Regions from separate parts of the Homo sapiens genome. Here region 2 is linked to region 1. The links are chromatin loops, found by intact Hi-C in ENCODE. Cell type or tissue: body of pancreas. All regions are shown on one strand. Each heading gives the region's core, and the rest is flanking DNA. Links, peaks and the distances in the headings are about the cores only.

The links. Hi-C counts contacts between places; a loop is a spot of excess contacts. Peaks named below come from ENCODE experiments on the same cell type or tissue, not always from the same donor. Only the 100,000 strongest peaks of a DNase experiment are listed, where the experiment ranks them.
Region 2: it touches region 1 in a loop (2.1-fold over the local background); 1 of 110 quality-filtered maps calls a loop at or near these places.

The regions. Positions count from the first base shown.
Region 1 is chr7:132,207,330-132,210,241 of GRCh38, reverse strand. All of the region lies in intron 10 of PLXNA4 (plexin A4), which reads left to right. Among named protein-coding and RNA genes, the nearest start is that of PLXNA4-AS2, 52 kb to the left of the region's middle. In body of pancreas, for the core only: no CTCF peak of the experiment used is centred there; a DNase peak (open chromatin) is centred at 1,591.
Region 2 is chr7:132,028,922-132,031,833 of GRCh38, reverse strand. No RefSeq gene overlaps it. Among named protein-coding and RNA genes, the nearest start is that of PLXNA4-AS2, 230 kb to the left of the region's middle. In body of pancreas, for the core only: no CTCF peak of the experiment used is centred there; a DNase peak (open chromatin) is centred at 1,613; H3K27ac peaks cover 466 bases.

The DNA of each region.
Region 1 (2,912 bases), core at 236-2,735:
TTTCCAGCTACTGCTCTGGTCTCTCTCTTTCTTTCTGGGCTCCCTTCTTTGTGCCCAGATGCTCAGAGACAAACACTAGACACATAGATTCAGAACATTTTCAAGTCATAGGAACTTTAAAGTTTTTCTTCACTGCACAAAAGAGAAAGTAGAGGCCTGGAAGCAGGGGCAGATCTAGATTTGTGGGGTGAGACATACCATTTGGAGACCTTCTTTAAGACCAAAATATAATAAGTACAACTTAGATACATAGGCCTTAGAAGGGGCTGAGTGTGCAAGTGTAGGCCCAGAAGCTGAGCTCTATTCACTTTGGTGTAATGCACCCCAAAATGTGCCAGAAGGTAAGTGACTTGCTCAAGGTCACACAACTAGTGAGTGGCAGAGGTGGTCTGGATTTGAGGACCCCTCCTATGTCACACTGCTTCCTATGTATTCTTCTAGTTGCACCTGGGCACTTATGTGCAATGTCTGTATTTGGAGATGTGATGTGCGACCAGGAGAGTCCCAGACAAAGGATTTCGTGGGACACTCTACTCTTCCTGCAGGAAGTAGTCCAGGGGGAAATGGAGCTCAGAGAGGCCCACACACTTGCCCTAGGTCACTCAGCATTACAGGGATAGAACTGGTCACTGCTCTCACAACCTCTGAAACCCCAGAAGTTGTCCCCATGGCATCCTGTGTGCCCATCCCCCTCCTCCCCTGGCTGCCAGGCTATTTCTCAGATTTCTGCAGCACTCCAGATTAAACCTGCAAGCAAAGGAGATATGAAACACCTCCTGTTTCCCCATAAATTCTGAGTTCAAGCAGATCAGCCCCAAGGGTTTGGCTCAAGTCATTCTCTCCAAAACAAGACCCTCCCTATAGAAAGAGACCTGCATCTGGGTCTCACATTTGACTCTGCAGAAGGCTGGTGAGGATCTGAAGCTGTGGGGAAAACAGCCTTGTTTCTTGAGAGAAGCTGACCCAAGGATCTGGGGATGTCAGGAGGGTGGATAGAGCCTGTGGGCCTCAGATGGCTGTGCCCAAGAGAGGGACACTAGTGTCATAAAACTGGGCCCCATGGCCTGGCCTTTGGTTGACTCCGTTAATAGACAAAGATACTCCAGACAACAGCATGAGTTAGTCTTCTAAACCTCTTGGTCAGAAGATCCCTTGTGCCCTGGGGACTAACTTTAGCTTCCAAGAAGCTCGCTGGGACCCTCTGCCATTCTATTGACTGCCAGAATTGGAAGTAGATTGTGTTGAAATGTCCTCAGCATTTCCCAGGCCGAGAGCTGCCTGACCAAATGAGTCCTTAGCCATCACAGGGAACTCCCCGAACGTGGGTGTGAAATCAGAGCCTCCTGGGAACAAGAGCACAAACAGGGTCTCCGCAGCACCAGGCAGGTGGGTGCTGTCTCCTCCTTCATGGTGTCCCCATGGGGTACCTGGAGCTGGCACCATGGTCGGCACCCATGGGAAAAGGAAGGGAACGGCTGGGCTCCAGTGTGCGCACAGTCTGTCTGTCGGGTGTTGAATCCTTGGACCTCAAGAAATCAGCAAGTGACATAGCTCCTCCCCTGGGAATTTCACATCTGGAAGCCTGATGTCCCAGGACACAGTGGTCATTTCTACTTCCAGCCCCTGTTGGCATTGGAGCTGGAGGCCTGGAAGCTGCGGCTCCCTTCACCAAGAAGAGAACCTGATGTTGAAGCTCCTGGCTCATGCCCTGCCCCCAACTCAGGACCTGAGGAGGGCTCCTGCTGCGCTCTGGCCCTCTGGAGTTCAGAGCTGCAGCCTCTCCATCCACCATGGGCCAGGTCTGGGTGCCCCCCAGGTCACTGCTTCCAAAGCAGCTCAGCTGACTTTGCCTCCATGACTTTTTAATTTTGACACCATTAGTTGTAGGAGAGGTGATTTCTCTACCATTTTAAAGTCTAAGAAAGAAACTGAGGCAACAGAAGGTGTGCCCCTCAGACAGTAGAATGCAGCCCTTTGCTTACTAGGACACACTGGAATCACATGGTTCAGGAGGGCTCAGCTCTGACATTTCCTGGGAGCCTCTCTTTTCATGGGGGGCAGTGGAATCCCAGTTTAAATGCTGGTCTGGGTCAGGTTGCTTCTTACCATCAAGCAATTTCCATCAAATATCTTTGGGGTCATGATCGGGGCAACCCACCCCCACCATAGTTACAGAAAACAGGGTACCATCAGACAAGAATAGACCTGAGAGGGTATCTACTTAATCCTGTTACAGATGAGGTCTCCAAGGCCCAGAGAGGGCAAGTGACCATCTCCAGATCACACAGCAAGTAAGGCACAAATTCAGAACTTGAATCCAGTTTCATAACACATCCCCTAATCAAAGGTTGAGCAAAGAACAGCAGCGAAGGGCACTTTCTACCCCAGCTTTGGTGTTATTCCTGGGAGTACAGTCTGATCAGCCTCAAAGAGGATTGTGTGGAAGGACAAATTTTTTCATTTCCTAAATCCATGAACAATTGGAAACAGCCTTGGACAAGGGATCTAACAAAGAAATCCATGAGTTTGTGATGGCAGAAGGAGGTGGGTGATAAATTGGTCTCAAAGGAGAGCAGAGAAAAAAGAAGAAAATTCAGTGTGGGAGTGACACTGGGTTGGGGTGGTGGAGCCATTTCCAACCCCATTATGCGGGGACAGGCCTTGAGCCAATGGCTGCAGCCCCCAGGAGCTGGTGGGAGGAGGACAGGGCAGACTCACAGGCAGCAGTGGAGGGGAAGCAACTGTGGGTATTCATGGCCTACTTTAGACCAATGCTCTAGGAAAATGTCAAGTGCTGCTAATAATAGTGCGTGGCCACCAGCTCTCGGAGGCTGCCAATCATGCCAGTGAGGGGGCTGCAAAGGGCATCTGGCTGGCTGAAGTGCTGGTCGTGAGGGCCGGGGCCAGGCCCA
Region 2 (2,912 bases), core at 224-2,723, 180 kb after region 1:
AATGCCCAACAATGATAGACTGGATTAAGAAAATGTGGCACATATATACGATGGAATACTATGCAGCCATAAAAAATGATGAGTTCATGTCCTTTGTAGGGACATGGATGAAATTGGAAATCATCATTCTCAGTAAACTATCAGAAGGACAAAAAACCAAACACCACATATTCTCACTCATAGGTAGGAATTGAACAATGAGAACACATGGACACAGGAAGGGGAACATCACACTCTGGGGACTGTTGTGGGGTGGGGGGAGGGGGGAGGGATAGCTTTAGGAGATATACCTAATGCTAATTGATGAGTTAATGGGTGCAGCACACCAGCATGGCACATGTATACATATGTAACTAACCTGCACATTGTGCACATGTACCCTAAAACTTAAAGTATAATAGTAATAAAAAAAAAAGAAAAGAAAAACTCTGTCCCATCATCCAAGAGAGTTTGAGAAGCACAGATCTAGTTGCAATCCACTGCTCCAAGAATTGGCATCTAAGACACCAGGCTGTGGACTAGCTGTTTTTTTTCATAGGCATTCTGAGAAACAGCAAGAATAAGAGGCAGGGAGAGAGAGAAAGAGAGAGACAGTAGAAGAGGGAAAGGAGAAAGAGCGAGGCAGGCTGATGGACAGAGAAAAAGTACCTCCTTCCGGTATAGCCTCTTTCACCTGAAACTGGAAATTCCACATTCCAATACAGTGATACTAAATCTAATCCTTTCTGACACCCTTTCCTAAGATTATGGTTATGGAGCAAGTCAAAATGAAGGGAGTACACTGACAACACATCCTCTCTGGGTGGCTGCCCACCTAGAATGACCCAGAGCAGAGAACAACCATGCCCAACACTGAAAACACATCCTCATGGACAGCCACTCTCCTAGCACAGCCTGGCTGCTCCAGCACCCTCTCTCCTCCATGCTTCTAGTCTAGATGTTCTTGCTTCTTTAAGAATTTAAAAAGAGACCATAATCCAAACCTCTGCTATAATTCCCACTGAGCAAAACCTCCTGCAGAAATTTTTCAGCTCAGGCAGCATACCCAGTGATTAAGAACAAAGGCATCACAGTCAAACATACTTGAGTTTGAGTTCTGGCTCCTGCTCTCCCTGCCTAGGTGACTTTGGGCACACCACTGACTTCATTAAAGCTTCAGTGTCTGCATCTATAAAATAGAGATAACAATGCCTAATATTTACTGAGTGTTATACCATATGCTTGATATTGGCTACCTGCTTTATCTGGAAAATCTCAAATAAATAATTTTATGAGATAGATACATCTATCCCCATTTTTCAGGTGAGGAAACCGAGGCTTTGAGAGGGTAATAACTTGCCAAGTTTACACAGTGAGTAAAAATCAGGACTCATTATTATGCACTCTGCTTCCCAGTGCTGTTTAATTAATATAAGATACCACCATACTATCTAATTCATAGGATGGCTGTGAAGATAAGATAATGCATTTATCACAATGCTTTGCTAGATAGTCGTTGCTATTGCTTTTGACATTCTTTTCCTAGGGCTATCTTGGGGCCTCTGAAAGTCCCTCAGCTTCAAGGCTACAACCTAGGGCAGCAAAAACTTGGCAGGCTCCAGAAGGAACTGAGCCAGGGCTTTCTTGGCAAGTGGCCCAGCCTGCACACCCTTCAATAGTCCAGGGTCTCCTATAAATATGCCAACACCAAATCACAGGCTCAGAAGCAAATCTCAATAGTTACTCAATTTCAGGCTCGAAAGCACTTTTCATCTTGCACTTTTAACATCAGCTAAAAAGTTCTCCCAGGTTCCCTGCTTCTGGATCCTTCCATTGAATCTTTTTAAATGCTGAGCCCCTCTCCGCAGAATATCGTTAAATGTCAACTATGAAAAGAGGGGAGTAGAGCCAAAGGGTAGGGAAGAAATCTGGGGAGATTGCCTGACTCTCGTAAGTATTTATTCCCACTTGGTGAGTCAGTGTTTGAGCCAGAACTCTCCCCTGGGCTTCCCAAGGAGGATTTTCGATGCTAGGTGATGGGAAGGCTGAATGCCAACTTCTTCCCAGCCATGCCCTTGAAAACCCTTGGAAACCTCAGACCTTGCTAATAGGTTCAGGGCTGACTCTATGTTGAGCAAGGTGACCTTGTTGTCTCTAATCCATACACTATACAGCAGAGTAAGTATTATTATTCTCACTTTAGAGATAAAGAAACTGAGGCTAGAGGTGTTAAGTCACTGGCCTAGGGCCATACGGCCAATGAGCCAGAACTTGAGCCAGGTCTATTTAGCACTGGTGTCTGAGCTGTTTCTCTCCAAAGGCCCTGCGATTTCTCCCACTGGGACAGGACCCTAGACCTCTAATAGGACTGAGATGCCTTTCCTCCAACCTCTTTCCTGGTCACCTGGACCAGCATATCATCATATGGTCCTCATGAATTCTAACCTCTGCACACCACCCTATCTGAGTGGAAGTGGGCTCCTTTCATGATTTCCTTTTTTTTTTTTTTTTTTTTTTTTTTTTTTTTTTTTTTTTTTTTGAGATGGAGTCTTGCTCTGTTGCCCAGGCTGGAGTGCAATGGTGCAATCTGAGCTCACCGCAACCTCCGCCTCCCAGGTTCAAGCAATTCTCCTGCTTCAGCCTCCCGAGTAGCTGGGATTACAGGCGCCCAACACCATGCTCAGCTAATTTTTGTATTTTTCAGTAGAGACAGGGTTTCACCATGTTGGTCAGGCTGGTCTCGAACTCCTGATGTCAGGTGTTCCACCTGCCTCAGCACTTGGCCACAATTTCCTCTTTCAATTTCATTTATTTTATTTCTAAGGTGGTTATATGGAGAGGAAAAGATAATCTCATTCACTAGGCTGATGCAGGGTGATTGGAGCCCTTGTTTATGAGGTTTTTAGCAGTTTCCCAATTTATCAAAGGGACTC